2 separate regions of the Mus musculus genome follow, and region 2 is linked to region 1. A link is a loop called in an ENCODE intact Hi-C map of the cell type or tissue named here. Cell type or tissue: left cerebral cortex. All regions are shown on one strand. Each heading gives the region's core, and the rest is flanking DNA. Links, peaks and the distances in the headings are about the cores only.

Evidence for each region. A loop is a pair of places that touch in the nucleus more often than their neighbours do. Peaks named below come from ENCODE experiments on the same cell type or tissue, not always from the same donor. Only the 100,000 strongest peaks of a DNase experiment are listed, where the experiment ranks them.
Region 2: a loop joins it to region 1, with 5 times the contacts of the local background. A loop is called at or near these places in 3 of 42 quality-filtered maps.

Annotation. Positions count from the first base shown.
Region 1 is chr19:11,931,084-11,943,656 of GRCm38, forward strand. Patl1 (protein associated with topoisomerase II homolog 1 (yeast)) reads left to right here. Exons shown (of 19, transcript NM_172635.3): 11 at 450-573; 12 at 1,055-1,152; 13 at 2,597-2,656; 14 at 4,596-4,744; 15 at 6,137-6,296; 16 at 8,601-8,756; 17 at 11,546-11,637; 18 at 11,742-11,891; 19 at 12,248-12,573. The coding sequence ends at 12,269. Gm22272 (a small nucleolar RNA gene) reads right to left here and starts at 2,545; the gene lies at 2,412-2,545. In left cerebral cortex, for the core only: CTCF peaks have their summits at 6,109 (motif pointing right) and 6,847 (motif pointing left); a DNase peak (open chromatin) is centred at 8,579.
Region 2 is chr19:12,765,889-12,778,461 of GRCm38, forward strand. Zfp91 (zinc finger protein 91) reads right to left here. Exons shown (of 11, transcript NM_053009.3): 5 at 12,054-12,158; 6 at 10,972-11,106; 7 at 10,524-10,574; 8 at 10,107-10,185; 9 at 8,932-9,046; 10 at 5,115-5,214; 11 at 1,051-4,661. The coding sequence ends at 4,151. Gm44505 (predicted readthrough transcript (NMD candidate), 44505) reads right to left here. Exons shown (of 13, transcript NR_024093.1): 5 at 12,054-12,158; 6 at 10,972-11,106; 7 at 10,524-10,574; 8 at 10,107-10,185; 9 at 8,932-9,046; 10 at 5,115-5,214; 11 at 4,289-4,661. Among named protein-coding and RNA genes, the nearest start is that of Cntf, 6.5 kb to the left of the region's middle. In left cerebral cortex, for the core only: no CTCF peak of the experiment used is centred there; DNase peaks (open chromatin) are centred at 2,308, 5,179 and 8,382.

The DNA.
Region 1 (12,573 bases), core at 2,987-10,986:
TTCAGTGCTTGGGTGGGAACCAGGCATGGTGGCGTATGCCTGTAGTTTCAGTGCTCGGGAGGCAGATCTCCCGAGTTTGAGGCCTGGTCTACAAAGTGACTTCCAGGGAAACTACTAACTGCTGCACATAGAATCCCAGTCTCCAAAAAGAAAAAAAGGAAAGAGGCCAAGGATGGGTGTACGCCTTTAATCCCAGCACTCTGGAGACAGAGACAAGTTCGATCTCTTGACTTTGAGGCCAGCCTGGTCTATGTAGTGGGTTATTTCTTTGATAAAAGTACATTAAAAATAAATGTGTATGTGTGTGTTTACAACAAAGTAACAAAACTTAGGAATCAGTGTGTTTCTAGTGCCCTAGTTGTGTTACTACCACTGGTATAATTAGTGTGAAGTACAGTATTAGTCTGTATTACTTGTTTTGCAACAAAAATCATCTTCTCTTGTGGCAGAATTACTTTGAAAAACTGGAGAAATTGTCAGCTGCTGAGGAAATACAAGGTGATGGCCCTAAGAAGGAGCGTACCAAGCTCATCACCCCTCAGGTGGCCAAACTGGAGCATGCTTATCAGCCTGGTAAGGTCCTAGCCCACCTGAGAGACTACTGTTTTAATAAACTAGAGGTAATTATTTGTGGAGAGCATGACTATCTTGACAGATAAACTCACAGAGTCTTTGCCCTTTGAGAGTCCAGAATTTTTAAGAATTTACTGCTTTTCTTAGTACTTCTAAAATTGATAAAGGAGAATTTTTCTTTTGATAATTAATAGTAATGAAGAGTGGAGAATAGATTAGGCAAAGGAGTTGCTTTAGCTGGCTGTAGCAGGTCACACCTATAATCTTAGTACTAAGGAGGCAGTAGCAGAAGGGTCATGAGTTCAAAGTCAGCCTAAGATAATGAGGCCTTGCCTTAAAACAAACAACAAACGAAAGGAAAGAAAGGGGGTGTACAGTCCTCTGGGAAGTTACTGAGCCGTGGGTGAAGAACAGAAAACAGCTTTTCAAGTGCTCTCTGCTGTATCCCAAGTGTTCATTGGAGTCTTTTTTGTCCTTTCAGTGCAGTTTGAGGGCTCGTTGGGGAAGCTTACTGTCTCTAGTGTGAATAATCCTCGGAAGATGATAGATGCTGTTGTGACATCTCGAAGTGAGGATGATGTAAGTGCCAGCAAAAGAAGTGTTCATTTGTGGTAGCCATTGGAAAGTCTGTCCGCTGACTCTCCTACTTTCACACCCTCGGGGCCAGCTCACCCGCAGACAGGGCCAGGCAAGGTACTCAGACAAGGTGCAGTACCTGCTCTCCAGAGTGTTCTATTTGGTGAGGGACATGGGCAGTTTTCCCACTCTCTTGACCTCAGGGCCATCTCTACCACCTGCCATAGATGTTGAGGGACAAGGTGGGGGAAGAGAAGGGTCTCTCCCTTGTCCGTGCTACTGCCCAGCAGACAAGAGGCAGGGTCAGATCTCCCACACTCACATCCTTAGTGGCCTGCTCACCTGGCCAGCTCTACTGTGGGGTGTCCAGGTGAGGTGCAGGTCCCACTCTCTGAAGTGCCACAGCAATTGAGAGTCAGGACCAGTTCCCACAAGCCCTAGATGACAAGGCATGAGGGCATCTTTTTCTTGCCTGTGCCCCATGGCAGACAAGTTGCAGGGCCAACTCTCTCTCACATCCTCAGGGCCAGCTTGCCCATGATTGCATCACTAGGGTCAGTTCTACTCTCCTGTACCTTGCCTGCTCTCCTGAGTACTACAGTGGGTGAGGGGCAGGGCCAATTCTCCTGCTCTCATGACCCTAGAGCTAGGTCTCCCACCTGTCACAATTGGTGAAGGGTGAGGAAGGAGGAGGGTAATCTCTCCCTCCATGTGTGGTAGGGTCTGCTCTCATGCCTCCAGGGCCAGTTCTACATAGCCTTCCCAACCCATCCCTGTAGTAGCTCAAGCCAAGACCCTACCGTGGTCTCAGGTGGCAACACCGGCTACTAACCTCAGGCTGTTCCTCACTACCCTCAGGTCTCTAGTTGTGCCTGTCTTCATTGTGCCCACATCCCTCTATTTATCTTTTCTTCCATTTCTCCACCACTTACTTGCTCTTAGTGGTCTTTGAGGGTCTGGGATCATCTGAGGAGTGGTGTCAGAGTGCTGTGCCTCACTTGTGCGTTATGGTGCCTGGCAGGGGTCCTTTTGGGCATGGTCTGCACCTCCCAAGCCTGTGTAGCTCTGGACTGGTTGGTGCTCATCTCAGGTTAGCTCCCTGTCAGGGGCCCCGTGATGCCAGTCTGGTAGTTGTTTCTGGCTCACTCCTGCTTGGGGCCAGAGTCCCAGACAGGGTTCTTCAAGTTTTTGGCTTGTTCCCCATCCTGGGAGTTCATCGGGACTTGCCTGGCACCTGATTGGTAGTTGTCTCAAGCTAGCGTCTTTTCAGGCTACTAATCATTCAGATAGTCATAGGTCAAAGCACTGAGCATAGACATAGACTTTCTCCTCTCTGCGCCTACTGACACAACTGCAGGCACACAGCAGCCACATTTGTAGTGCTTCTAAGGGCAGAGTAAAATGTTCTAAAGAATTTTTACTGAATAGTCTTTTTTTTTTTTTTAAGGAAACAAAAGAAAAACAAGTTCGGGATAAGAGAAGAAAAACCCTTGTTATAATTGAGAAAGTAAGTTTTAGAATTTATTTCTATATTTAGTTTCAATTTAAAGGACTATCAAATATATGTGTACCCAAGAAGTAGAAGAATGATCAGTAAACCAGCATTTTTTATTATATTACACTTTATGTATGGGGTGGCATTGTGCATGAAGGTCAGAGGACAGCTTGTAGGGCTGGGTTCTTGCCTTCTGCCATGTGGGTTTTGGTTCTCAAACTCAAGACTGGCTTGGGTGGGTAGGTGCTTTTTGCCTGCTAAGTCATCTCACTGGTCCCTGTTCTTTTATATTATGTAAGAATTGGCTTGTGGTAAGCTCTTGTTGTTTACCAGAGTATTTAGAAGTGATTGTGCTACATACCTTGCCTATGGGATCCTAGAAAGAACACTGCACTGGGGTTTTGTTCACTGCTCTTCAACTAATTACTTTTGAGCAGGACACCTTTTGTGATATATAAGTGTGTGTGTGTGTGTGTGTAGGTGTTTACTCCAGCTTGTGTGGAAGTTAGATGATAACTTAAGGGAGGCAACATGCGGCTCCTTCCAACACAGATGAACTCAGGCTGTCAGCAAGCACCTTTACCCATTGAGCAATCTCATCAACCCAGGTCATCTTAAGCCTAATTAAAAACAGGAATAGTTGCTCATGAACTGATTTAGTTTTACATCATTTATTGGGTGAAATGAGATTATACATATAGACTGTCTATAAAGCATACACCATGTTCAAGACTGTAGAGCTGCAGACTGTCCCTTTTCGGAGTCTGTAACCTGAGACTGAGTTATTTATACTTTTATGCTGTCCTCAGTTTCTTTGTGGAGACAACTATAGTAGTTTTGTTTTGGGGTTGAGTTTGCGATGAGTTGAATACCTGTGAACTGCTTAGACTACTGGTGTCAGCCAGTAAAATTAACTTTTTACCTGGTTGGTGGTGATGCACAAAATCCCAGCATTCAGGAGGCAGAGACAGGAAGATCTCCCAGTTTAGCCTGATATACAGAACGAGTTAACAGGATAGCCAGGGCTACACAGAGTAACCCTGTCTCAAGAAACGAAACAAAAAGAAAATTTGCTTGACTAGCAAAATATTTATCAGGAATCCAGGGTGGTGGATTTTACTCCCAGGGCAGTTTCTAAATGTGAGGACTACATAGTGAATTCCAGAAGGACTACAAAGTGAGACCCTATCTAAAGATTGCCAGGGCTAGAGAAGATGGTAAAATGTTTGTTTGAAGATCAGAGTTTACATCCTGTGCATTCACATAAATGCCAGGCAGGTATGGCAAGCCAATGCTGAGGAGATAAGAGATTAGGATCCTTGGAGGAACCTGGCTAGTTAGGTAAGCCTACTTGGCTACCTCTGGGTTCAGGTGGGAGATGATGCCTCAATATAGAAAGTACTGAAAGATGGAGAAAAACGGCCAGCAATCAAGCCCTGGCATCTCCACACTCTCAAACAGCCTTCTCACTGGAAGGTGGCAGTGTTACAGTAAGTTGGGTATTTCAGCCTAACATTGCTGCTAAAAGCTGGGCAGTGGTGGCGCACACCTTTAATCCCAGCACTTGGGAGCCAGAGGCAGGCGGATTTCTGAGTTTGAGGCCAGCCTGGTCTACACAGTGAGTTCCAGGACAGCCAGAGCTACACAGAGAAACCCTGTCTCAAAAACAAACAAACAAACAAACAAACAAAACATTGCTGCTAGAAATTTTGGGAAACATAATTACTTCACTATTTTATTATTTGACTAACAGTCCAAGAGAGAGAAAGGATGATGGTTAAAGGATTATATCACCATGTTCCCCTACATTTAAAGGAGCACCTTTTTAAAAATTTCTTTTGTTTAAATTACATGCTGGCATTTATACTAGTTAGTCCTAAACTGTGAAGACATTTATCTAATACTCTGGTCCTAACCTGCCATGTTGTGGCCTATTCTGTCTCTCTCCTAGACCTATAGTTTACTCCTTGATGTGGAGGATTATGAAAGGCGCTATCTCCTAAGTCTAGAAGAAGAGCGGCCTGCCCTGATGGATGAAAGAAAGCACAAAATATGTAGCATGTATGACAACCTGAGGGGCAAATTGCCTGGACAAGAGAGGTAATTATTGTGCTTTTAGAGGAGATGGGAGATTCCCTCCATTGCCAAACAAAACTCCACATACTTGGGATTATGATATACTCTGTCCAACTATTCATAAGCTTAGCATCTATCTTGGGTTTTGTTGTTTTTGTTTTGAGAGAGTCACATTGTGTGTCCCTGCCTATCTTTAGTTTCACAGAGATCCGGTTGCCTTCCAAACGCTGGTATTAAAGGTGTAGACCTTTGGTTACTTGTTTTACAACCTCTTGGAATGTGCTCTGAGTAGGAGAAAGTCTGGTTACCATCTAAAAGCAATTAACTGGTGACACTTGGGAGATTGGCACAGAGTTCTCATTGCAGCTTTGATTATTAGAAAATGACCTAATAGCAGTCCCATTAATAAAAGAGCTTAATAATCACAGATATAATTTTAGGAATTCTTATAGGATCATCACTAAGTCTTAAGTCATCTATTTGTCTATATAACATCACTACTAGATGGTACATCTTCATGCAGAGATCTGCTCCAAAGGGGTGTGCTCCTACTTAGTGATTGTTATGTATGTTTAATAATGACAGGAAAAGCATATTAATAGCAGGAATCTTTCCTAAAATGAGTCCCTCACAGCCTTGCTTAATGACGGCTCACCTGTCGCAGATTATATAATAATCCGAGGCAGCTGCAGGATGATCACCTGCTAGTTATTAGCTCGTCCCATTATGGCTCCTGACAGAAGTGTTAACTCTTTCTGTGTCGTCTTTCTCCTGCTCATTGTCTGAAGCAAACCTAATTGTGATGTTTGATAAATCCCAGATACTAAATGTAAGAAGGCTACGTCTGCTAATGGCTCCTTTCTCTTTACTCAAGGTCTCCTGAGCCACAACTTACACAAACATAGAATAGACTTCTTTTCAACACAACCTTTGTAGTTTCGGTCTGATAAATGTGATTTATCCCTATATAGACATGTAATGTAACCATTAAATGCATTTAGTTGAAGAATATTGACATGGAAAAGTATTGAAGAGGTTGAAGTGCTCACAATAGAATACTTGTCTAGCATACAGGAGGCTCTGGACTCAATTCCCATTCTGTGGGGGCAAAAAGTAAATTACAAAGCTATGTAAATTCTATGTGCCCTAATAACACTTACAGGTTAACCCTGAAAAATATTTAATTTTTACTTAAATCAAATTTGATCACACTTTTATATATAATATGGGCAATGATTTCCCATATTTGTAAAACTTTCTACTTTTTATTGTAAAAAGTAAAAATTGGTTGGAATTAGAAAGTCATCTTCCACTTTGGTAGTACAAAATGATCATAAAGATGAGTGTTGCATAATTTTTAAAAATGTGGGTTTTCTGTATTGCCTTTATTGACACTAGATGGCATTCTTTTTGCAGGCCAAGTGATGACCACTTTGTACAGATCATGTGTATCCGAAAAGGGAAGAGAATGGTTGCCCGCATTCTCCCTTTCCTCTCCACAGAGCAAGCAGCTGACATTCTCATGGCAACTGCCAGGAACCTCCCTTTCCTTATCAAGAAGGATGCCCAAGATGAGGTACCCACCATGTAGGGCAATTTCCTTATAGTTCTCAAGTTGGAAAACTTTGGCTCTTGGTTATACTTTTGTGGATGTCAAATATGTCAAATATCCCTCTTTGCTCTGTTGTCAGTAACTTCACATTAGCCTGGAGGTTTAGTTGAATGGTGTCCCACAGGGTAAATCTTTTTTTTGGGGGGGGGGGTGGCAGGGGGAGGGTTTCGAGACAGGGTCTCTCTGTGTAGCCCTAGCGGTCCTGGAACTCACTCTGTTGACCAGGCTGGCCTCGAACTCAAAAATTCCCCTGCCTCTGCCTCCCAAGTGCCAAGATTAAAGGCATGTGCCACCAGTGACCAGCTGATAATTCTTGATTAAAAGATCTCTGTTTATCCTTGTAACAGCTCTTGGAAGATTAGCTAAATTTCTTGTACTTTTTCAAGTTCAAGACAAGAAACTGGTAAAAGAATAATTAGTGGACTGGTGAGATGGCTCAGCTGGTAAGAGCACTGACTGCTCTTCCAAAGGTCCTGAGTTCAATTCCCAGCAACCACATGGTGGCTCAAAACCATCCGTAAAGAGATCTGACGCCCTCTTCTGGAGTGTCTGAAGACAGCTACAGTGTACTTACATATAATAAATAAATAAATCTTTTTTTTTTAAAAAAAAGAATAATTAGTATTAGTACATATAGGATTCAGAATGAGTTATCTGTGAGGAAATTAATTGTAGTTGATTAAAAATTTAGAAATAATCACCTGAGTACATGCCTATGTACTTCAAAACATGAAAGAGGTAGACATTACTACTGTAGCCTTTGAGATTTTAGTATTTACAGAAAGGAATGAAAGGTTTAAATCTCATCAGAAGAATGCAACATACACACTTTTTAAAATATATTAGTTTTTTTAGTTTTACTTATGAGTAGTTTGCTTCCCTGTGTGTATGTGCACTGTGTGCACGGTTAGTGTCCATGGAGGTCAGAACAGGGCATTAGATCCCTACAATTGGAGTTAAGGCTTGTGAACCTCCATGTGGGTGCTGGGAATTGGATTTGGGGTCCTCTGTAAAAGCAACAAGCACTCTAAATAGTTGAACCATCTCTCCAGCCTTCAAACTAGTACATTTTTAAGAGACTCCAAGAATGAAAAATGGAGTGTAGGAAAAATTTAAAGATTTGAGATTTGGGGGCTGGTGAGATGGCTCAGTGGGTAAGAGCACCCGACTGCTCTTCCGAAGGTCAGGAGTTCAAATCCCAGCAACCACATGGTGGCTCACAACCATCCGTAACAAGATCTGACTCCCTCTTCTGGAGTGTCTGAAGACAGCTACAGTGTACTTACATATAATCAATAAATAAATCTTTAAAAAAAAAAAAAAAAAAAAAAAAGATTTGAGATTTATCCTAAAGAATAAAAGACCAGAATAAAAAGGTACACCTATTTTAGAGCATAAATGCCAAAGGAAGTCAGTGGCGCAGTGGGCACTTTGTCAGTTATGATCTCATGGGAACCCAGTAATGGAAGCAAGTGTGGGAGAACCTCAGTCATTTGGTGGATACTCACTGAATACTACAATCCAGGCACCATTTTACATCATAGAACTAAAGCTAGGAGTACAAAAAGATCTTCATGGGGCTAACTTGCTAGTGAAGACGCTTAGTTAACTCTGTAGAAAAGTTGTGTGGTAACTCATGCCTGATTTCCCCGCACTATGGGGACTAAGACAGGAAGATTGCTGTAAGTTTGATACCAGTCTAAAAATATGTTTGTAGTTCATTCTCTTCCTCCCTCTCCTGTGTGTGTATAAATATTTATGTGTACATGCATGTGCTGAGTTTTTAACTTATGTGAATTAAAAAGTAATAAACGATGTTTCTAGAATCCATTTTCTTTAAGTAATAGCTGGTTCCAGGCTTTCTCATGGGAGTACAGATAATCCTGGTCTTACAACAGAGGCAAGAGAACTACTAGGTTACTAGGGATGTACAAACCAATTTGAGGGGACTCCTATTTGCCAGAAGTTACACATTTAACATCAGAAAGAAAAATGACAGCAGTAGGCTGAGTTAGATTTTATTTAATGAGTTCATACTGATAACAAAAACATCAATCATGTGCAGTGAGTGCTAGGTCAGTAACTCATCCCAAAACTGAACCAGAAAGAATCAAATATTTATCCTTCTTTTCCATGACAACCAAACGTCCTTGCACACAGCGATAGACTGATTTTGTATATGGCAAGCAGCCTGCTGGCCACACCCACTGGTGGGAGGTGAGTGAGGAATGGTTTGCAGGGTGTAACGCTCTTGTTTCTGTTTTGTAGGTGCTGCCATGCTTACTGAGTCCCTTCTCTCTCCTCCTCTATCATCTTCCTTCAGTGACTGTCACCAGCCTTCTGCAACAGCTAATGAACCTACCTCAGAGTGCAAGTGCACCAGCGCCCTCCAACTCTCACCTCACTGCTGTGCTCCAGAACAAGGTGCGCCTGTCAGTCTCTGTCCTTGGAAACTTACCACTACTGTAGCTTTCTTCCGTTCAAGAACTTCATATCCATCACTCTAGCAAAGGCTAGAACACAAACAGTGGTTTGGAAAAATTAGTTTCTGGTGAAATTTGTAGCGTCGAGTATTAAGTCTTCTACAGTTATTCCTGTCATATTTAGCAGTAGATTCCCGTTCTCAGAAGATTCTTGCTTCAAAACTGTTGTGAAAGTTAAAACTGGCTTGGCGTGAGGAACATAGCTGGGTGTGGATGATTAAGGTGTAGATTAGGTGTCTATCCTGTTTTATTAGGACATTTCCCAGAAATTCTAACAAGCTTCTCCTGAGTAGCAGTGGCCAGGACATGGCATGCCTGACATGCACCTTTCAGCTAATGTCATGTTAAAGATGTAAAGACTAAGACAAAACTTGGTGCACTTGTATTTAATCTCAGCACTCAGGAGGAAGGCTGGCATATAAATCTCTGTAAGTTTAAGGCCAGCCTAGTGTACATACCCAGATTCAGTACAAAACAAAACAAACAAAAACCTCTTAGAGGAAACCTAGTAAGAGGATCATGGTTTCTAAACAGGCAAGTTTCAGTCCTAGCGTGCCCTATTACAGCCTGATGATAGGATGCTCAGCTGGTTTTCTTTCTATTTTACTTTTAATAATTTATTTTGTTTGCATTGGTGTTTTGTCTGTATGCATGTCTGTGTGAGGGTGTCATATTTTGGAGGTATAGACAGTTGTGAGCCGCCATGTGGGTGCTGGCAATTGAACTCGGGTCCTCTGGAAGACTAGTCAGTGCTCTAAACCACTGAGCCATCTCTCTCTCCAGCCTCTCAGCTGGTTTTCTGATCTGTGTTGTGCAAGTAGTGATGAAGACTTTGCATAGTTGTCATAGTATTTAGATGGTGCCTGCTATGTAGTAGGTACTTGTTTAGAGCCATGGTATACAATGGGGGTCAAGTCTCAGCACCCCTTTCTCCTTTGACCTACCAACAATAACAAAGTATCTGAGGCAGTAGAGGATACCAGTATCCCTCAGGACATACAGTGACCAGTTGTGCTCTTCCTGTTATTTAATCTCTGTTTTAATTTTGATAAGAGCAGTAGAAAACCAAGAAGTCATACAATATCCTGACTCTGGTGAAAATTTGCTTACATATATAATGCAGGGAAATTTTGTGGAAAAGAAAGATTATCCTTTGTAATACAAACACAGCAAAGTAGAATGAAATTCCAGAGAGAGTACTGCCAGCATCACATTTAACCTAGTGCTGTGGCATTTTCATTCCATGCCCTTTCAGAGTTCATGTTGCTGATTTTTAGGCTTCTATTAATAGCCTTTGTAAGTTTGTAGATTTCAGATAAGAAAATACTCTGTGCATACATGCACACTTTGGAATGATGTGCACATAGAGGCTATATAGTCAGAGGGTGGCATCAGGGCTCTTTCCTTGATTATTCCCCATCTTTGCTTTTTGAGATAAGTTCTCTGACTAAACTTGAAGCTCACTGTTGTGGCTAGACAGGCTGCCATGTGCGTTAGTGATTTGACAGGCTCCAGTTCCCAGAGGCCGAATCACAGGCACACACTACCATCCTCAGCTTTCTGTGATTTCTTGGGATTGAAGCTCAGGTCCTCACTCTTGCATGCAGGTACTTTACCAGCAGAGCTATTTTCCTAGCCTCCGGAGTATAATTTTTTTTTTAATTTCCTTTCAGCTTTGATTTTTTCCCCTTTGTATATTTCTCTATATTTTTGTTGATTTGTTTTGTTTTGCTTTTGAGCCATTGTTGTGTATTCCAGGCTGGCCCCTAACCTCCTGTGTAGTGTAGCCAAGGGTGACATTGAACTTTTAATTCTCCTGAATGCTGGGATTATAGGTTTATATGGTGCTGGGAATCAAACCTTGTGCATGCTAGAAAAGAATGCCACCAACTGAGCTATATCTCCAGGGTCCCATGTAGCTCTTAATGCCTTTTCTTATTTATAAAATAACTTTACTTAATTTTCTTTCTTCTAATTTTCCATGAACTTTGACTTTTCTTCTTAATCTCTTTTGATTCTTTTAAAAAAGAGAAAGACAAAATCATTAGATTATCAGTGACTGGTATGGAAAATATTTTCACAACAGGATAGGGTATACAGAAGTGGCTTTCTATGCTTGTCATTTGCTATGTGAGAAACTAAAATTTAGAGGAAAGACAACTTTAATTCCAGGCTTGCCTGACCTCTCCGCCTGGCTACACAAAGACTTTGGTATAGAGGCCGTCCCATTCAGTGCCATGGTCCTATCAGCTGATGTGGAAGAGGCTTAGGTGCACTGTATTTTGAGTTTTGCTGTTGTTGCTTTTAGATTTGTTTTATGTGTATGAGTGGATCTGTTTGTTTGCTGCGTGTGCATCCTGTGAATGCCAGCAGCTGGTTGTGAACTATTATGTGGCTTCTGGGAACTGAACTTTGATCCTCTTCAAGAACATGTGCTCTTAATTCCTGATCCATTTCTCCAGCCTTTTAGATATATTGTTAAGTTTTTTTTTTGTTTTTTTTTTTGTTTTTTTTTTTTTAAAGATTTATTTATTACATGTAAGTACACTGTAGCTGTCTTCAGACACTCCAGAAGAGGGAGTCAGATCTTGTTGCAGATGGTTGTGAGCCACCATGTGGTTGCTGGGATTTGAACTCTGGACCTTTGGAAGAGCAGTCGGGTGCTCTTACCCACTGAGCCATCTCACCAGCCCTATTGTTAAGTTTAATTCCATCTGATTTCTGTTATAGTTTGGCTTGTCACTGCTCCTAATCCTACTAAGCCGTGGAGAAGACCTACAGAGTTCAGATCCTGCTATAGAATCAACGCAAAATAACCAGTGGTCAGTATTGATAGCTTATCTCCTATTTTAAATATTTAAAATTATCTTTGCTCTCCTTCTCTTTCCCTTCTACTTCTCATACTGTTTTGGGTTTTCTCTCATAGGACAGAGGTGATGTTCATGGCAACCCGAGAACTTCTACGGATCCCCCAAGCTGCCCTGGCCAAACCAATCTCTATCCCTACAAATCTAGTGTCCCTTTTTTCTCGCTATGTTGACCGGCAGAAACTGAACTTGCTGGAAACAAAACTGCAGTAAGTTGTGAACACATTTCACTACCTTGGTATCTCAGACATCACACCATGGGGAGGATGAAGTGGAATGAGAGTAAGAGATTGAGACATCCATAGAGTGTGTGTGTGTGTGTGTGTGTGTGTGTGTGTGTGTGTGTGTGTGTGTGTGTGTGTGTATGTGTGGCGCGCGTGTGCGCACGCGCTAAAACAGATCACTGTATTGTGTGTGACAATACCTCAGAAAACAACACAAGCTGAGAGGCATCTAAGGTCTTGTATTATGAGAATTCTTGTAAAGACCATAACTTGAATGCAAAAGATTGATCCTGTTTTAACTTACTCATACAAACAAGTCGTCTTTCTCTTCATATCCTTAGGCTGGTTCAGGGGATACGGTAAAAGATCTCCAGAGTATCCTGTACCTCCTGTTGGCTGCCACCTGCACTGCTGCCATCACCAATGGAGTGTTTTTAATGAGGGAGGGGAGGTAGCTTATGACCCAAAGCAAAGTCTTGTGGGATCCATTCCTGTTTTCAGAAGTTAGCTCTGAATGCCAGGTATTCCCGCTGCTCTGATACTTCTGCTGGGTGGTACTTCTGCTGGTTTCTTTTACCTTCTGCGTTACACTTTTGCATGTCCTACTTTTACTCAATTCTTCTCAATTTTGCATTTTCTTTGCCCTAGAGACACAACAAACGTCCCT
Region 2 (12,573 bases), core at 2,010-10,009, 830 kb after region 1:
ACACATTTAAACTTCATTGGAATCTTGAGTAATCCTGGGCTGAACATTAGTCTTGGGGGTAGTTTTCTCATTTGATGTCTTTTATCTAAGAAATTAATACAATAAACTAGATTCGTATTTCTGCATTGGTCTTTGGCTTTATTTCCCCCCACCTCACACTGACTTTACAATTTCTTTGGGTAGCTCATGATATGTGCAAGAAACAGAGACTATGTGATACAGGTCATTTATAGCCATCTTTCCGTTCCCATTATCTGTAAGGTTTAGACTTGTTTAAAAATTAGCTAAAGGAGCATCTCTAGTCTCAACCATGGGGCCTTCCTGGTAGCTACAGGATGTGGAAGGCACTGTTTAGGCCTGTTCTCTCCCAAAGGAAACACCCAACCCAAACTTGGTAACATTTCTCAGGCACTTTCACTCAAGTGACAACATGCTTCTTTTTCTTACCAGTCCCAGTCATTCGCCATGCTTAGCAAGGTAATGAACAAGGCTTTGAAATGAAGACAAAAGAGTTAAAAAGGTCTTACAGACCTGTCATTCTATTGTACTGCACTTAGTGGGTGAAGTTAATAGGCTCAAGTTTCAAAGTTTCAACCCGAAATAGGTCAGTGAAGTCAATGTCCCCATTTTATATCACAGATTTTGCCAAGAAGTTCAAACACTTGCCACCTCAGTAGCAAATTGACATAGGTGAGAAATGGCTGCCATAGAACTTTTTAGCAAGGTTGAATTATGTTTTCTTTTTTTAAAGTTAGAACTTGACATAAAAGCTTTGGTAAGAAGCACTGGTCTTAAATGCAACCACGGTTTTGTCATTGTCAGAGTAAACTGTACTTCACAGTATCCTTAACATCCCCTAGAAAGCAACCAAAACACCCTTTGGAGTCTGCCAAACACAGAGCTACAAGGCCTCTCTGCATTAGAAGCCCTCCCAACTCTTAACAAAGAGCAAATAGCACCATACAAAAGGGGCATGTTTTCCTCATTTAGCAGCATCAACTGTTTTATCCTCGCATGACTAACTCAGTACAACCAAGGAAGACCAGTTGCTTCCAGGAAGACAACTTTTATTTTTCTTCTTTACATACTTATTTTGAAATGATTACCTAGATTAAAAGGAAACAAGATTTTAAAAGCAAAGTATCCCTTTTATTATAATTTTTTTCTTTTACATAACTTTTAAACCTAGATCAAGTAACCAGCTATCTCTCATCACAGGAAAAGGGTCCTGCACATTTCAACAGGCAAAAAGTCTCAGGAGATATAACTGCCCCATTACAATTTCCCGATTTTCTTGAGTATACTGGAAAATTGATAGAAAGAAAGGCAGGAAACTAGCCCTGCAGCAAGGCTGTAAGACCTCACTTAGGTTGTTGGTATATAGTTAGTTGATTTTCTTCCTCTGAACAGGTACAAGGGAGGTCCAAGTGCTCTATGCTGATGTTTTCTCTGCTCATTCCCAGGACTCCCAGCCAGTGTCTGACTAAACCCTGTAAAATGTGTTAGGGTCTAATTATGCAAAATACGCTAGCAATGCAAGCAAGGAGGGTACACAACTCCCAGAAATACCAAGTAATTATCATAACTATATACCTAAGAATTTAGAATTGCCAATTGAAGATGGAGGTATGACTTAAAAGATAACAAACCATCAGTATGAATTAACTATTTTCAAAACTAAAAGGACTCCTTCGAAGGACAATTAAATGACTGGCATGGGAAAAAAGAAAAGGGTAGGGGCTTAGTTTGCTCATACACTTTTATTATACTAGCACTAGCTCTCAAAAGGAATAGGAAGTTCATGAAAAATTTATTGCAAACTGCTAAAAAAACTTATTGCCAACAGAGAGCAGCTAAGATGACCGAGCCCCCTTTCAGCCCCACCCCAACCCCATGAGAGGACAGGAAGTTTCTAAGTTTTAGAACTAGTTGCTTTTATGGGGAGGAGAGCGAAGTACAGAAAAGAACATATTTTTCCCCATCCCAGAAAAGTGAGATGTTTTCAATGCAGTTTGTTTTTCTGTGGGTGGCTCTATCTAATTTATTGGAGACATTCTAAATGTGAAAAACAAAGGGTAAGTGTAGGACACAGATACTAGATAAACAGCGTCAAGAGGAGCAAAGTTTGCTGCAGATCCATTTTTAATTCCTCTTAAAGTGTTTTCAAATCTATGCAATGTACCAAGGTCAACTGCAACTCTGCAGGGCAGAAAAGCCTGTCTTCATGCCTTTTCTCCCCTCACATGGAGGGGTGGCTAAGTCTGCAACACTCTAGAGGAAACAATAATGTGTTTAAGATTGTTCCTGTAGGTGTCTTCCTCCCTCTCCCTGGCATCCCAACCACCGACATAGGTGGGTGTATAGTAAGCGTCTTTCAGAGATGACATTTTGCTATTCTCCTTTTGGGGGGAAAAAAAAATCAAGCAGAGAAAATTTGATAAACTCCACAGTTTTAGTGTTTGTGAAAAACAAGCTGTTCCTTATTTTGTTCTCAAACTCTTATTTTTCCCAATAGTCATCATGTGTTGCTGACAACAACTGGCCCAGTCTTCAATGGCTGATTCTGAAGTACACAGGGAAGAACTGCACTCCTAATTTTCAAAAAATGAGCTGAATTAGGGTTTTAGTCTTTTGAGAGGTAGAAGCATGTAAAAATATGATCCGTGTCTCCCAGTGACAGTAATTTTAATGCCACAGGGCATTAAAATCTCTACTCAGAGGAAAACAGATAATTCTGGGGAAAGCCAAAAAACATTATCGTATAGATTTTTACTTTTGTTTTTGTCTATTGAAGCTTTGTCTCTTCTAAAGAGGAGATAAGACAGAAGAGTTTACTCTTAACCAAATCTCTAGAACTTTTAGATTGTGTTCCTTCATGAATGACAGGGTCCGGTCTTCCACTGAGAGCTGGAATGACCAATAACAAAATCAAAACAAGGGGCCAGCAGGGATATATATGCAAAGAAGATAAATTCACAGAAGAAAATTTTTTATGTGTGATTTAGACCTTGACCAACATTCCTCATCCCCTCAAAATTCTTGTATCTCAAATGCTCTTAAAAATCTCAAAGAGCACACTAGTTACCACAAACCTATCAAACTTCCCTAAGGCTTCCAAAAAAGCACTAGGCTATTGTAGTGATTCTGTTAGTGCTGGGGACCAGCTTACTTTAAAGGCCACTGGAGAACTATGATTTTAGAGGCTGGCTGTGCTTCTTCAACTCTAAGCCTTGCCTTCAAAGTACCTCTTGTAGGAAGGATCCCATGTCAGAATAATCTACTCTCCCAGCCCCACAAAACATAGCAACAAAGACCCTCCCCCCCAAAAAATCAGACTTTCCATTAATAAATAAGGAATCTCAGGTTCCACAACACAAAACACACATGTTCAAAGTGCAAATTTCTGCCATTAGCCTGGGACTTTTCTCACTGACACAGAGCCCTATCTTTCAGCCAGAAACAGAGGTCAGTCCCCTCTCTTGGGAGCCTGCTTCCAAGCAAGTGAGCACCATTAAGAGCATTATGGAGGTTCAGGAGTGGGGGGAACTGAGGTGCTGGGATCCATTGAAAGGGAGGGAGGTGGTCCCCATGTATCCTTCCTTCCCCAAACCCAGTGAGTAATGGAAGAGGGGTGAGAGATGTGTGCTGTTTTAACAGCATCCTGCCAAGGAGCCCTAAAGTGCCAAGTCAAGCTGCCAGCCTCCGGAAAATAGAATTATATAATATTTGAGGGTAAGTGTTGGTTGTTGCAGTGGGAAGAAGCCAGAGCCATAGGGCAGTAGTAGAGGAGAAAAGATTTAGATGATAGTAATATACTATTATGAGTTCAAAGCTGATCCAGAGCACATCAGAGTTATAGGCTGAGAAAAAGGAGATTTGCCAATGAGCAGGAAGTCTGCTGCTGGCTGGAACCTAGCATGTTGCTGCTTTTTCATCAACCTTTCTGGTAAAGGCTACATCAATATTTTAAGGATGAGGAAGGGGAGTTCAGGGAATGGGGATGGTGTGTGTGTGTGTTGTGATCCACAATGCAAAGAGCAGGCCCTTCAGTTATTTTACTAGATTTTTAAATGCTTTAAATTTTTTTTGTCCTTTTTATCTTTTAAATACAAAGTCTGCACTGTCCCAGTGCCCAAAGTCTTCCTTTGCACTAGGGTCCAGTAGAGTCTGTATCTTCAATCAGAACCTCTGTGGTAGCACCGAGTATATCCGAGTTCATGACCAGCCCTTCAGTGCCCCCACTGCTGCCACTTCCCACAAAGATCTTCCCGTCAGCCATAAGGCTCACCCGTTCTGTCCCACTGCAGTATGACTTTGACATCCCTTCAGCTTCTAGCAGTAGGCACTCTCCAGCTGTTGAGTTTCCCAAGGGCTCAGGAAGAAGAGGAAGCCCCTGACCATCTGCAGGCTGTGTCAGGGGCTCTGGGTTAGTGCCCAAGATATCTGTGCTGGTGATGAGGGCGCCCGCATTGGCTGCCAGAGCTTCTGCAATCAGCACCTCAGGGTGGCTTTTTGCTTTGTGTGCCACTACACTGTCCTTCTTCTCAAATTTTTTGCCACAGATATTGCAAGAAAACTGGTAGAAGGAGTCTGCATCATGTTTCTTCATGTGCCAATTAAGAGATGCTTTTTGTCGACAAGTAAATCCACAGATCTCACATCTAAAGGAAATCCAAAAGTAAATCATCAATCAGAGGATCTTAAGGGCCAGGTGAGAACTGAAAAACTTACATATCCATACAATACTTAGGAAGGATTAGGAAATCTAACTAAAAAAATTAATTTTTTTTTTTATGTTTAAGAAACAACAAAACAAGCACACTTCACTTTATACTCAAGCACATAGGCAGCATAAATTGCATTCATGGGTTATTTACATAAGGGGGCTGGGTTTGGTGGTAAGTGGTTAAGGAAGAATTTTCAAGCTACTAAAAATATATTTAAAAAGAACAGTAAAGCAAAGAAAAAGGCAGCAAGTAATTCCCCAATAAATATTCAGTCTTTAATTTAGTAAAAGTAAATAGCAGTATCAACTGAAATGTTTTTAAGGGATAAATCTCCATGTGAAATAAATGCACTTCTACCCAGATGTTCACTACTAAGTAAACACTCACTGTAATGGCTTCTCGCCCGTATGAATCATCCGGTGTACTGCCAGATTGTGGGAACTCTTGAAGGCCCGAGCACAATATTCACAGATATAATCCCTCTGGTCTAAGAAGAAAAGCAAAGTGGTTAACGCTCCAGCAAGGCACCTGCTAAGTACTTTCTCAAGTGTGAAGATGATCAAGTCTGCTGGCAGTCACTCTACAGCACACAACACACTCTTTACAGTGAGAAAGTATTTTGAGGAAGCTAAATTTAACACCAAACATTAGGCAGGTTGAGAATCACTGTATTAAAAAAAATCTTAAAATCACTAAGTATCACAAAAAGATATTAAGAGGGAGAGGGCCAAGAAGACATCTATTGTGAAATAGTCAATTTAAACAAAACAAAACAAAACAAAACACCAGAGGACACCAGGGGAGGGTGGATCTGGCAGGAGTCCAACTGAGAAGTAATGCATCAAGATACGTTGTTATGACATCCTCTAAGAATTAAAAAAAAAAAATTTTTTTTAGAGGTACTAGTTAAGGGTAAACATTTCACAGATTTAAGTTGCATCATTTCTTGTTGTGACCAAGTAACAGACAAGTAACTGAAGAAAGGTTTATTTCATCTACAGATGAACTACTGCAATTCATTGGAGGGAAAGCTTCGTCCATGGTGAATATCCAGAAACAGGAGGGGAATGCAATTCCTCAGTTCATTTCAAACTTCCTTAATCTAGCTGGCAGTATAGTGCTGATGCCCATATTCAAGGCATCACTAAACGTTTCCAGGAACCCTGGATAAACACACCTAGAACTATGTGTGATAAGTGAATCTAAATTTCTCTACCAAAATAAATAAATCAACAAATCAATCAATCAATCAATCAATCAATCAATCAATCAATCAATCAATGTCAGGACAAGATAGGGATATCCACTATCCCAACTCCTTTTCAACACTGCTGAAGCAACAGGATAAGAGAAGGAAATTAAAAGTATGCAAAAGTAGTAGAAAGGTCAAATATGCCCCATTTGCACATGATACACTATGCATAACAAAGATCCCAAAAATTTCACCATAAACCTTCTAGAAACAATCAACAATTTCTGTAAAGTTGTAGGACTTAAAAAAAATCAATTATAGCTGGCTTTCTATGCAACACAGAACAACATAATGGGTCCATTCACATTAGCCTTAAAGAAACTAAAATATCTAGCAATAAAATGTGGAGGTAAAAGATTTTGATGATGGAAACTAAATATCTGAATAAAGACACCGAGAAATACACTACAAAACAGAAGGCTCTCCCATGAAGATGGATTAGAATATTGTGAAAATGACTGTTTTATCTAGAGACATTTATAGATGTAACACAAACCAAATGAAAATGCTTGCAATGGTCTGTTATTTAAATAACCCTAAAAGATCCTCAATAGCCAAAGTAATCCTGAGCAAAAAATAACAATACTTGAAGAATTACCATTCTATATTTCAAAATATATTTCAGGACTACAATAAAAAACAGCGTGGTAGCAGCATTAAAATAGATGTGTAGATCAATGGAATAAAAGACACAACCTAAACACATGTACACATAACTGTAGTCACCTGATATTTGAAGATGTTCTGTTGTCTAGTATTATGTATAAAGCTTAATATAAGCTCTACTTTGAAAGAGAAACCTCAACTGAGAAAATGCCCCCAGTAGACTGGCTTGTGGGTAAGCCTGTGGTACACTTTCTTAATTAATGATTGATATTGCATGCGCTCACTCAGTTCACTGCTAGCCTTGGGGTTAGAAAGCATGCTGAGCAGGCCAATAAACAATGTCTACTATGGCATCTTCTTTAGTTCCTAACTTCCTTTGATGCACTATAATGTGGATATGTAAGCAATATAAGCCCTTTCCTCCCCAATCTGTTTTGGGGCATGGTGTTTATTATAGCAGTAATACATTTTAATTACAAAATTATTAAAATAAATTTACTTGATTATAAAATTTAATAATAAAGAGATGCCAACACAAACAATGGAGACAAGACAGCATCTTCAAATGCTGCTGGAAAAATTAGATGTCTACTGAAATTAGATCTGTATGCATTACCTTCTATAAAAATTAAATACAAATGTATCAAAGACTTCAACGTGAATCATAAAACACTAAAACTGCTAGAAGAAAATACAAGATAAAGGTGTAGGAAAGGACTTTCTGAATATGATTCCATCTGCCCAGGAATCAACACCAACAACTGACAAGTAACAAGCCTCATAAAAAAATCAGAAAGCTTTTGCACAGCTAAGACAACAACTGAGTGAAGAGGAATCTCAGAGACCTGACAAGCACCTATGCTGCGAATGCATCTGACAGGGTATGTACATCATTATCAGCTAGGGGAGGGACATATTTTTTCAAAGGGAGTTTTAAGTCTTATTGTCCAAGATTGAGGTGAGAACACATGTAATAAGACATATCCAATTAGTATTATATACCAATTGAGTATATATATTGGAATAGGTGACTCAATTTATGCTTCAAATAGAATTTCATCAAGATTGTTTGTGGCTAGAAATGAATAGAATTTGAGTTTATTCCATAACACCCAGCTTCTGTGTCTAAGTTATTTCTATAGAAATTTACAAACAAGTTCAGTAACTAGACTTTAAGATCTCTATATATAATCACCTCAAAGTATTTAACTGTTAAACAGAAATGAAAACAAACCTCTCTTATTGTTTAGGCTTTCTCATTAATATTCACTCTACTTTATTCCTGAGCAGCTATGATCAAGTTTCCATCTTTACTGTCAAGTATTTACCTGCAGCAGAATTGAAAAGTCCTGGTTCTGTTAGTTTAACTAAATGACCATTAACAAAAACTGCTTAACTGCTAAACTTCTGAGATTTTTTTAGGTGAAAAAAACACCATTCAGTGTTATTCAGTAGACAGATTAGCATGGCTATGTATAAGTTTACAACTGACATAGAATATATGCTAAGTAAAAGATCAATATTCCCATTACAAAAAAAAAATTCAGAAGTCGAGAATAAATAAATGTTCTAAAACTCTAGATGACCATGCCCTGTAATATTCATGTTTGTTGGTTTAAAATATTTATTTTTGCATGTGTATGGTACATAAAAAGGACTAAAGCTGAAGTCAGGTGTCTTTTGGGATCGCCTTCCATCTCCTTCTTTGAGTCAGGACTGCTTGTGAAACCCAGAGAGCACTGATTTCCAGCTGCCAGTAAGATTGCCCTAGAAACACTGTTTCCCAAGCACGAGGATTACAGCCAGCCAGCATGCTCGCCTGGCTCCTACATGGGTTCTAGGGTATCTGATCTCTCTGGTCCCCTGCTTCCAGGGCAAGTGTTTTATCTCAAGAAGGCTATTTAAGACTAGAAAATCAGTGAGTGTCAATTATAATACTTGGGAGACTATATCAGGACTGTTTGTTGGGAGCCTGAGGCCAGCCTGGTCTACACAGTGAGTTCCAAGCCAGCCAGGAGGTCTTAATGAGACCCTACATCTTTTCTATCACCACCATTTAAAACAGGTCCTATCTATATAGTCCAGTCTGGCTGGGAACTCAAACTCCTGTTTCAGTTTTACTGGTGTTGAGATTATAAATGTGTGACCCAGCCCAATTCAAAAGTGTCATATTTAAATTTTGTTTATATTTTGTTAATATTTATTTTCATAACGTTCTCTCAGAGTGGCCAACTCTAGGTTCTTTTAAGAAGACTTGTACTAGAAAATCTTGCTTTATTGTCAGTCTTTATACTCAAGTGCAGTTTGCTTGGCTATTTGGTAACCCTCTTATACTTAGAAATGTACCTGTATGATGCTTTGCATGCCGCAGAAGTTGTTTCTGGAGCCTGAAGAGTCGCCCACAGGAGGGGTGGGGACATACATATTTTTTTTTCAGCAAATGCTGGTATTTAATGTGGTGCTAAAATAGCAGAAGGAAAGGAAAAGAAAAAAAAAAGTAAGTTCTCTACCTGCTTATTTTTATTTATTTATTGAGCTAAATAAAGGAAAAGTAGAAGAAAAAAAATTTAACCTGCACCTGTCACTCACTAGCAATGTCATCTTGGATGTACTTACACATTTCAAAGTTCTAGTTTTCATTTGTAAAATAAAAACACATCAATGAGTATGCCAAATGGCACATCACATGCCCCAAACAAAAAACAGTAGCTACAATTACTATAATAGAATCATAATCCAAAAGTCTTATACTTGCTTGTAAAGATTAACAGGCATTTCCTAAGCAACATTTCACTATTTCACATCCCCATTTTATACCAGACTTGTACACAATCAGGAGGGGAAAAAAAAAAAATCAAAAGAAAAATAAAACCATCCATTTGGTACTATCTCTACGAAATTACTAGTTGGAATGCTATAATCATTTTATGGTAACATATATTCAAGCTAAAATCTGCTATTCTGTATCTGCGTGTATTGTTACAATAATCTGCTATTCCATTTTGGGAAATATTGTAACATTGTAAGAATCTAAAAAAATCTTGTACTTGGGTTCAAGTTTTTCAGTCCTTTATTATTACTATTATTTAATAGAATGTGCTAAGGTTTAAATGTATCCTCCAACGTTTTCAATGTAATAATGTTGAGATATATTTAAGTGTCTGTCCCCACAGACGGATTAAAGCTTTTAACAAACTGAACTCAGTTCCTTATTTTCTCCTCATGCTTCCTTCTTGTTCTCCAGTCTCGCACACTGAGAAACCCTTTTCCAGACACTGGTACCACATTCTTAAGACTTGTAAGGAACTCAGAATCAAAAGCCAATAAATTTCTCCTTTAAATTGCTAGCCTCTGGTATTCTATTAAAGCAGTACAGGTCAAATAAAGACAACTTATGTTATTTTATATTTAGGAACATTTTTCTTTTTATTTTATGTCAGTGTTTACAAATCCCACACAAAATGACATCTTAGAAGACAAGTAATGGACACTGTATAAAGACTGTCTTGTATTTTACTGACCTGCAAATAGCGAGGGTGAGCAAGAACAGTTCCACATCCTTCCATCTCACAACGGACATATTGGATTGGAGGCTTTTTTCTAATGCCAGAATGTCAGAAAAAGTTAGTAACAGAAGTGGTATTCTATATATAGTGTGATAAAAGGTAATAGGTTTCACAAAATTTGTACATAAGTAATCAAACTGCCAAATGTTTGCTGGTTTAAAAACATGAATTAGCAAGCTACTAAGAGGTAAAAAGCACTAAGGATTTCAGACAACTCAGCATCATGCAATGAAAATGAAAACACACCACCTGTGCATCATGGAACTAGGTAACCCCACATTTGTAAAATTTAAAGAAGCCACACCCCCTCTGTTTATGAAAATCAATTAAATGCCTAGCACCAGACATAAGAAGCAGAAATGCCTCACTCACCTCCTTTTGGGTAACCGCGGACTTTTGTCATCTTTTCGCCTTCTCCCTCTCCTGTAATTTAAGAAAGAATAGTTAACTATTCTAGATGAAAGCTCATAGAGATATAGATGGCTAAAGACATTATTGGTTTTTGAGAACACACACACTTGAGATAATTTTTCTGGTTTTCTCTGTATCCCTGAAGATACTATCTCTATTACTCATTTGGGTTTATATTCATCTGTCTTTTGTGTGTTTGTGTTTTTTAGAGAGGGTCTCATTATGTAGCCCTGGCTAGTCTGGAACTAACTACGTAGATTAGGTTGACTTCATGTTCATACATACAGACATCTGCTTGCAAGTGCCCCATGCCTGGGGATATGTGGATGTGTGTGCACACGCAGACCTACCTATCTACTAGTGGCTTTGAATGGTAGGTTTCCACTGTTAGTAGAAACTGCCCACTTACTTCCTGGGAGGCTCCTCATCTTCCCTAATTTCATTCTCTTCTTCTTTCACCTCTACTTCTACTTCCACTTTAATTTCTTTCTTTTCTTTCTCTTCTTTCACCTTCCCTGATTTTCTCCGTGGCTTTGGGGTTTCCCTGAAAACAGAAAAACATTTCAACACAAATATTCTAACAAAGGCTTCATTAAAGGTAGTCTATAATAGCAGGCTAAAGATTACGGTTTATCATTATCTTATTATTCTGAAGCTGTGATTCTCAACTTACAAACCATAATTTTATACCAATTGTATACCCGTCCCATAGCAAGGATGCGTGTATGCATATATATATGTATAAATGTGTGTGTGCGCGTGTACACCTCCATGGATAAGTATTGCTCTATGCTGGCTAGTTTTATGTTAACTTGATGTTATAATTATCTGAAAAGAAAGAGCCTCAGTTATGAAAACGTCTCCATAAGATTGACCTGTAGGCAAGTGAGCAGGCGATTTTTTAAAAACTATTGATTCATGGAGGAGAATCTAGTCCATTGTGGATAGGACTAAACCTAGGCTGGTAGTCCTGGGTTCTCTAAGGGGGCAGGCTGAGCAAACCAGTAACCAGTGCCCTTTCATTGCCTACACATCAACACTTGTCTTGAGGTCATAGCACCGTTAGAATTTGTGTCTTGACTTTCTTCAGTGATGGACAATAGATGTGGAAGAGAAAGCCAAATAAACCCTTTTCTCTCCAACTTGCTTGTGGTGACGATGTTTCATCATAGCAATAGTAACCCAAACTAAGATAGGCTGAAAACATAAAAACCAAGTCTTCTCTATAATTTCAAGAAAAAATAAGATAAAAAGCAAAACAATTCTAAACATTCCAGAAAATCTTATTAAAACATGCACATATCTACTAAATAGTATAGTTTAGAATATTAAGGTTTAATAGATCAAATGGAGGGCTATATAAAAAAGATGTTATAATTCCAAAACATTCATTTAAAATTATTTGTATATTTATTTAATCATGCAACAAAAACAACAGTATATTTCTATGTATTTTTCACCAGCATGTATATAGTAAAATTTCAAGCATACCTTTCAAGGTGGGGCTTGTAAGTCTCATCTCTTGGGTCATCTTTGAATGGTATTTCCTCTTCACTGATTAACATTTCTTCTTCCTCCTCCTCTTCCTCATCACTACTACAAATAAGCAAATAAAAATGATAAATTCTGGTTTCAAGAATTGTTTAATAGGACTGAGTTAGAATACTTACACATAGCCCAAAATTCACACTACCAAAAATTTCTATCCTTATGATCTGGTTGGACTACAATCTACGTTACTTTATTAAAAGTAATACTTAGAACTCATAAGACTACACAAATATGATAACAAACATTTTAAATAAAAATGAGAGATAATTGTCCAATGGTACCAAGAGAAAACTGACTTTGTAACTCCATGTCTGGTAATGTGTTATATCACACAATAATTAGCCAACATTAAATTATCAAAGTACCATGAAAGGCACTCAGCAAGACACTCTATTTTATATTGATGCCCAACACACTCACAGAAGTTACTCAAAACATGCTTTTTGAACTAGGAAACAGA